Linked DNA regions of Homo sapiens: region 1 is linked to region 2. The links are chromatin contacts, found by Hi-C or POLR2A ChIA-PET in ENCODE. All regions are on one chromosome and are shown on one strand. The core of a region is the stretch at or near the end of the contact, and the rest is flanking DNA. Distances in the headings are between cores, read along the strand shown.

Region 1 (3,756 bases), core at 1,178-3,677, 140 kb after region 2:
CAGACTCAGACTCTGGGGTGGATAATTCCCCCATCACTGTTATCTTAAAGTAGGGTTTCTCAGCCTCAGGACTGGTGGTATTCAGAGTCGGATCTTCATCTGGGGAGGGGCCGTCTTGTACATTGCAGGGTGCTGAGCAGTATCCCTGGCCTCCACCCACTCCATGTCAGGAGCATCTCCCCCCACCCCGACGTGTGACAACCACAGATGTCCCCAGAAATATCCAGACCCACCCTAGGGTGAGAACCACTTGGTGAGCGAGACTCTTGCCAGAGCCAGAGGGAAATCATCAAAGCCGATGGGGCTGAAATGGTTAAGTTGGTCCATCTGTCTGTCTGTTCATCAGGCCCTGATTTATAGCTTTGGGGGCTCCAGCACCCCATTCCCCTGGCTTCCCCACAGTCACACTGCCATTCCCCATCATCCCCGGGACCCAAGCCCTGCGATTCCCGCTCAGCTCCCACCTAGCAGACACATGTTGAATCGAATGCCCATTCATCTGTCCAAGATTTGCTGAGGGTCTGCCATGTTTTGGAGGCGCTTCAATAGCGACAAGACATCGTGGACCTTGACCTCATGGTGCTTCCAGTCTAGCAGGCAGGCAGGCAGAATCAGAGAGAAAATTTTTCTTTAAATTTATTTTTGGGTTTTTTTGAGATGGAGTTTCACTCTTGTTGCCCAGGCTGGAGTGCAATGGCATGATCTCGGCTCACTGCAAGCTCTACCTCCCGGGTTCAAGCGATTCTCCTGCCTCAGCCTCCCAAGTAGTTGGGACTACAGGCACCCACCCCCACGTCCTGCTAATTTTTTGTATTTTTAGTAAAGACGGGGCTTCACCATGTTGGCCAGGCTGGTCTCGAACTCCTGACCTCAGGTGATCCACCAACCTCAGCCTCCCAAAGTGCTGGGATTACAGGTGTGAGCTACTGTGTCCAGCCAGAGAGAAAGTTCCATCTGCTTCTGTACCACCCTCTAGCAGCCCTCTCCAGCCCCGCCCCCTCAGTGAATTCCTACAGCACACAAGGATCCCAGGCCAGCAATTAGAGTCCTTTTTCAGCTCTGTTTAAAATGTGAGGCTTAGAATAACAGTGAAGATGCTTTAAACCACTACAGGGGGCCGGGCGCGGTGGCTCACGCCTGTAATCCCAGCACTTTGGGAGGCCGAAGTGGGCGGATCACGAGGTCAGGAGATCGAGACCATCCTGGCTAACACGGTGAAACCCTGTCTCTACTAAAAATACAAAAATTAGCTGGGCGTGGTGGAGCACGTCTGTAGTCCCAGCTACTTGGCAGGCTGAGGCAGGAGAATCGCTTGAACCCGGGAGGCGGAGGTTGCAGTGAGCCAAGATCGCACCATTGCACTCCAGCCTGGGCTACAGAGCGACTCCATCTCAAAAAAAAAAAAAAAAAACAAACAAAAAACCCTACAGGGCACTGCAGGAACCCACCCTCCATAAAGTATGCAAAGAATTATTATGCAGCATTCACTTCCCCTTTGCTTCTCTCCCCCAAGGAATGCTCAAGATAAATTCTCTCTTGCAGGTCCTTTATTTATCAAGCCAAACAGCATCTCAGAGGGATAATTTATGCAACAAAGGTTGCAAATCATTTGCACATCTTCAAAGTATTATTGTCCATAGCCCAGTGCATGAGCGCCTCTAATTGTCTACAAAGAAAAGCAACACCTTCAACAACTCACGTCCAGCAGAGAAAGACTTCAGACAGGAAAAGTCAAATCACAAGTTAAAAAGTCAGAACTGGCTGGGCACAGTGGCTCACGCCTGTCATCCCAGCCCTTTGGGAGGCTGAGGCTGGTGAGTCACGAAGTCAGGAGTTCGAGACCAGCCTGACCAACATGGTGAAACCCCATCTCTAGTAAAGATACAAAAAATTAGCCAGGCGTGGTGGTGCACGCCTGCAATCTCAGCTACGCGGGAGGGCTGAGGCAGGAGAATCGCTTGAACCCGGGAGGCAGAGGTTTCAGTGAGCAGAGATTGTGCCATTGCACTCCAGGCTAGGTGACAGGGCAAGACTTTGTCTCAAAAAAAAAAAGGAAATGGGATACAGACACTTTAACTTCCCAAAACCCAGACAGGTTGGCTGTTAGCAACCTGGGCGAGAAGTCTATGAACCAGCTTCACAATAAATGCCTTTTAAGGATGGCTATGTGATGAAGGTGTTTTCTCTTTGTGATTAAACGCCTTACTCATCTGAAGGGGGAAATTCCATTTAAGAAGTGAACCAGGTATGAGAAGAGACATTTTCCCCAGAGGGAGGCAATGACCTCTTTCCTCCCTGGGGCTCGGAACTTGTTTCTTCACACGTCCTCCCAGAACTCTAGTTCTTATTCCCCCCTGTGCTGGCCCTCCATAAACATTTGCTGAACAAATAAACCCATGATGGAAGGCAAGAGAAACTTCAAGACAAGACGGCTAGGCCGCCGACTGCCTAACTGGAGGGAACCAGATGTTAGCATTAAAGTTAAAAGTTAAAAGCCTTCCCAAGGTCACCAAGCGAGGTCTCTCTAACCTGGCCTGAGGTCCTCATTCTTCTCTACCCTGTTTACCCAGGATGGAAAAATGACATTCTCTGCTGGTGGGCTGGTTGTCCACGTGAGAGATTTCAACACAGCGTTTGGAGGTTTTAAACCTCTATCATCGCTGCAGCCCAAGGAACAAAATCAGGGGCCAGGTATGCATTAGGGGATTTGCAAATGCTGTCTTATTTCATCCACTCAATGACCATAGAGGAAGATATGATGATGACTTATCCCTCTTTTTATAGATGAGGAAACAGAGATGTTCAGTAGTTCCAAAGTTCCTTCCCTTCCCTTTTTTTCTTCCCTCCCTCCCTCCTCCCTCCCCTCCCTCCCTTTCCTTCCTTCCCTCCCTCCTTCCTTCCTTCTTCCCTCCGTCCCCACCTCCTTCCTTCCTTCCTTGTTCCCTCCCTTTTTTTTCCTTCCTTCCTTCCCCTCTCCCTCCCTCCTTTCTTCCTTCCTTCTTCCCTGTCTTCCCAGCTTCTTTCTTTCTTCAGGGTCTGCTTCTGTTGCCCAGGCTGGAGTGCAGTGGTGCAATCATAGCTCACTACAGCCTCGACCCCTGGGCTCAATGGATCTTCCTGCCTCAGCCTCCCGAGTAGCTGGGGCTACAGGCACACGCCACTGTGCCTGGCTAAATTTTTATTTTTTGTAGACAAAGGTCATACAGCAAAGAAGTGGAAGAACTAGGATTCGAACCCAGGACCATGGGCTCTGAGTCTGTGCTTGTTCATGGAAGCACCAGCCAGTTCAGACACTCCCAGGCCTTGCCCAGATGGTCAAATGCTTCAAACAAGGACACCAGGGAAGGTCACTGTTCCTCGTATTTATGCCCCTTGTGTCACTGTCTATATCTGGGGTTAAGAATCACTCCAAAAACACCACAATGATCTCCCAGACTCTCAATTCCAGCAGAGCAGACAGCCGTCCCCACCACCACCCCCTCCACCCACTCAGTCCTCTCTCGGTTCCACTTCAGGATGACTCGAAAGACAGAAAAAGACTCAAAGCAAAATGCCTAAAGCTTGGAAACGCCAGCAGCCCCTGAAAACTACCGAGCTTCCTTTTCCTGTATTTATTTATTTATTTATTTATTTTTTTGAGATGGAGTCTTGCTCTGTCACCCAGGCTGGAGTGCAGTGGCATGATCTTGGCTCACTGCAACCTTCGCCTCCCGGGTTCAAGTGATTCTCCTGCCTCAGTCTCCCGAGTAGCTTGAA
Region 2 (3,824 bases), core at 566-3,065:
TCAAATACATTCCATTGTTGTAAAGTGAATCATATTCACATTTTTTCCCTAGAGTTTAGCGATTCCTTTTGCATACAAATTCAGGCTGTATGTGTTCACACATAGATCTCAAATAACATCTTAATTTTCACAACGAAAAGCTCCCTTCCTCACCCTGTAGCCTGGCTCCTAGAAGCAACTTTTTTTTTTTTCTGATAGTAATTACATATTTGTAAGTTAGGTATTTATACTGCTTTTTCATTTATCAGCTTTAAACTATATTGAATTACTTTCTTCTCCGAAACAATTAGCACATAACTCTTACGTACTGTAAAACTAATTTTCCTCACCAAACATAATCATTTAAGGAATCTGGATAAATCAAAATTCAATGTTTATCATTTTATGACATCAATATTTACCATTTGTAGCATCTAAACCTTAGCCAGACATGTAACAAGTAGTATGTCATTAATAATTTTTTCTCATTTTTTCTTTTGATCTCTTAAATTTTAAAATTTCCTTTTTTATTTCTTCCTATGAATCCAACACCTATTTTCTCCACCAGAAATGTAGTTCTCTTTTCAGTAGATCCAGATGTGCACTAGACAATTAATCAGCTTTGGCTTTCACTTGGAGACATCCCTCCCTAGTCCTCCCTCCCCTCGTCCCCCTCTGGATGGGAGAAATATGCATACATGATCCCATTTTTGAAAGAAATTAGGAAGCTCAAAATCACACAAAAAGGCTGGGTGTGGTGTGGCTCACACCTGTAATCTCAGCACTTTGGGAGGCCGAAGTGGGGTATGACTTGAGGCCATGAGTTCTAGACCATCCTGGGCAACACAGACCTCCTCTCTACAAACAAATACAAAAATAGTCAGGCTTGGTAGTGTGGGAGGCCCGGGTGGAAGGATGGCTTGAGCTCAGGAGGTCGAGGCTGCAGTGAGCTATGATTGCACCACTGCACTCCAGCCTGGGCCACAGAGTGAGACCCTGTCTCAAAACAAACAAACGAAAAGCCACACACACACACACACACACACACGCCCTAAATGTGTGGCTATATCATTTTAACAGGCGGTGAATGTGGAGAAATGACTGAAGAAAACTTTAAAGAGTTCATTTTGCATCCTGCTACCTGAACAGTTTTAAAATCCACAAAAAGCCCTACACCCAAAAACTGACCTCCACCAAGTCTTGTCCTCTCAGCCTACTAGCTCAACCCCATTCCATGCCCCACCACTGCCTTATCTTGTCCACATACTCGCCCACCAAACCTGGTATTAACCCACAGCAAGATCCGCCCATCAAACCTAATGCCCGCCCACAACCTCGCCCCGGAACTTAGTCTCTGTCCTGACAGCCCCGCCCCCATGCCTGGTACCGCCCACGGTCCCGCCCCAGAACTTCTCCCCACCCCCGGAGCTGATCTCCACCCACACTCAGCCCTGCCTCCAGGCCTGGTACCGCCCACAGCCCCGCTCCAGAGTTGGTCCCCGCCCCCGGAACTGGTCCCCGTCAACACTCAGGCCCGCCTCCAGGCCTGGTACCGCCCACAGCCCCGCTCAAGAGCTAGTTCCGCCCCCAACCCTGCCACAGACCCGCGCCAGGACGACCCTGCCTCCGCGGCTGTCCCTAGCCAGGGCCCAACCTGGTTCTATTAATAACTAAGCAAACTAGAACACCTCAGCCGGAGGCTGGGGTGCGCGGCTGCTGCACCTGCAGCCTGAACCCGGGGGTCCTGACACGCCGCATTTTGGGCTGGGACCAGCTGGAGCCGGAAGCGGAGGTGCAGTGTGGCTAGCCGGAGACCGGAAGCGGAAGCGCGCTTGTGTCTTGTGAGAAGAGCCGCGCTTGCAGCGTCTGGGAGAATCTTTCGGTCTCCGCGAGAGGTGCTTCATTCCGTGAGTCCGAGTCCAGAGAGGGGCCCCAGCCGCGGGCCTGCGTCCCTCCCGGGAGCCGGGTTTCCGCCCCTGAGGCCTCGGGCTGTGCGCTCAGTTAAGCCCGAAGCTGCTGTTTCCTCCGGTGTCCGGGCCCCGCGCCCCTGTCATCCTCACTCTGTCGTCCTCACCCTGTCGCCCTCACCCGGGGCGATTCTGCGCCCCAGGGGACTTTTGGCTATAGTTGGAGACGGTTTGGGATGTCACAAAATGGAGGGTAGGAGGGACTGTGCTACTACTGTAATCTAGAGGGTGGAGGCCAGGGATGCTAGCAGCTCAGCATCCTGCAGCGCGTAAAGCAGCCGCCGCCAGCAAAGACTCATCCAGCCCCAAATGTCATTAGTGCCCAGGTTGGGAAACCCTGCTGGAGGGCATTAAAATCTCTGCAGTCCTGAATACACTGTAGAAATTATTTAGAATTCAGCCGAGTCCACTTATAAGGCCTAAAGTGACGAATTTAAAGCATCTGGAGTCACCATACAATCTCCAGCCAAATGAGTTAAGCAAGTCAGATGAAAACAGCTTTAAGCTTCTTGTCCCATTTTAGGGACCAGATGGCTGGATAGGAATCTGGTGAATTCAGGCACAGCCAGTAGCCTGGGTTCTTATTCTTTAAATCAATTTTTTTTAAGTGAATGGGGTGGTCTTTCTATGCAACAACTGTATTAGTCTCAGTAAATACATTTTACTATACGTACATATTACTCCCTACAAAAGGCCTCATAAGCGATTTTTGTGCCCTTTTTATTTAGACGAAAAAAGTATAATTCAAGCTCAGATTTGTGTTGAAACCAGCCTCAAGTTTCACCTATCCTCACTGATCCGTGGACTTCTGTATGATCAGGTAGGTACCGTGTAGAACCTGCAAGTTGCAAGACTCCACTGTGTAGAAAACCTGTGAATGGATTTTTCCTGTGTTCAGGTTGTAAACACAAGGACTCACTAACAGTGAGGGTATTTTTTTTTTTTTTTTTGAGACAGAGTCTCACTCCGTTGCCCAGCCTGGAGTGCAGTGGTGCGATCTCAGCTCATTGCAACATCTGCCTCCCAGGTTCAAGCAGTTCTCCTGCCTCAGCCTCCCAAGTAGCTGGAATGACAAGGGTGCACCACCACGCCCAGCTAATTTTTGTATTTTTAGTAAAGATGGGGTGTTGCCATGTTGGCCAGGCTGGTCTCGAACTCCTGACTTCAGGTGATCCACCCACCTCGGCCTCCTAAAGTGCTGGGATTACAGGTGTGAGCCACGAGTGAGGGTATCTTAAAAATTATTTGTTTGATGCCTTATATTCAAGAGAAGGATACTAAGGGGTGTGTGATAATGTGTGTCAAAATAAGTCAGTAAATACAGCTATATGCAAATCAGTACACAAAACATGTAAACACTATTTAAAAGTTTTTTTTTCAACCTTCCAAGACATCTCAATTTTTCTTTTATTTTTTTCTTTTCCTAACAGGCCTGCCAGCCTGTAGACTTATGCTGTATAATAAGGTAGCTGCTGGTCCATGCGGTTGTTTTAATTTAAATGTAGACCAATTAAGATTCCATAAAATTTTAAATTCAGCTTCTCAGTCGCACTAACCACATTTCAAGTGCTTGACAGCGACATGTGGTTAATGCCCCTATTGAACAGCAAAGATTAAGATCATTTCCATCATCCCAGAAAGCCCTGCTGGGCGGCATTGTTCTAGTCTCTTCCCATCTGTCCATTGCAATGAAGCCAGAACGGCTATTGTAAAAGATAATTTGTGGCCAGGAGCAGTGGCTCAAGCCTGTCTGTAATCCCAGAACTTTGGGAGGCCGAGGTAGGTGGATCACCTGAGGTCAGGAGTTCAAGACCAGCCTGGCCAACAGGGTGAAACCCCGTCTGTACTAAAAATATATAAATTAGCTGGGTGTGGTGA

What was found. A loop is a pair of places that touch in the nucleus more often than their neighbours do. ChIA-PET counts read pairs that join two places held with the same protein, here RNA polymerase II (POLR2A). Pooled maps may share reads with other maps.
Region 1: a pooled map shows a loop between it and region 2 (4-fold over the local background). The contact joins the enhancer-like site here to the promoter of ZNF557 in region 2. A Hi-C loop is called at or near these places in 2 of 50 pooled maps. POLR2A ChIA-PET finds 5 or more read pairs at or near these places in 3 of 52 experiments (H1, HEK293 and T-cell).

The regions. Positions count from the first base shown.
Region 1 is chr19:7,211,949-7,215,704 of GRCh38, forward strand. The region is part of intron 2 of INSR (insulin receptor); the gene reads right to left. Among named protein-coding and RNA genes, the nearest start is that of INSR, 81 kb to the right of the region's middle. RefSeq lists enhancers at 618-1,164, 1,165-1,710. Within about 2 kb of position 2,428, at least 2 of the 41 ENCODE cell types and tissues checked have a DNase peak (open chromatin) inside an H3K27ac peak, as active enhancers do.
Region 2 is chr19:7,067,888-7,071,711 of GRCh38, forward strand. ZNF557 (zinc finger protein 557) reads left to right here and starts at 1,816. Exons shown (of 8, transcript NM_024341.3): 1 at 1,816-1,886; 2 at 2,675-2,766.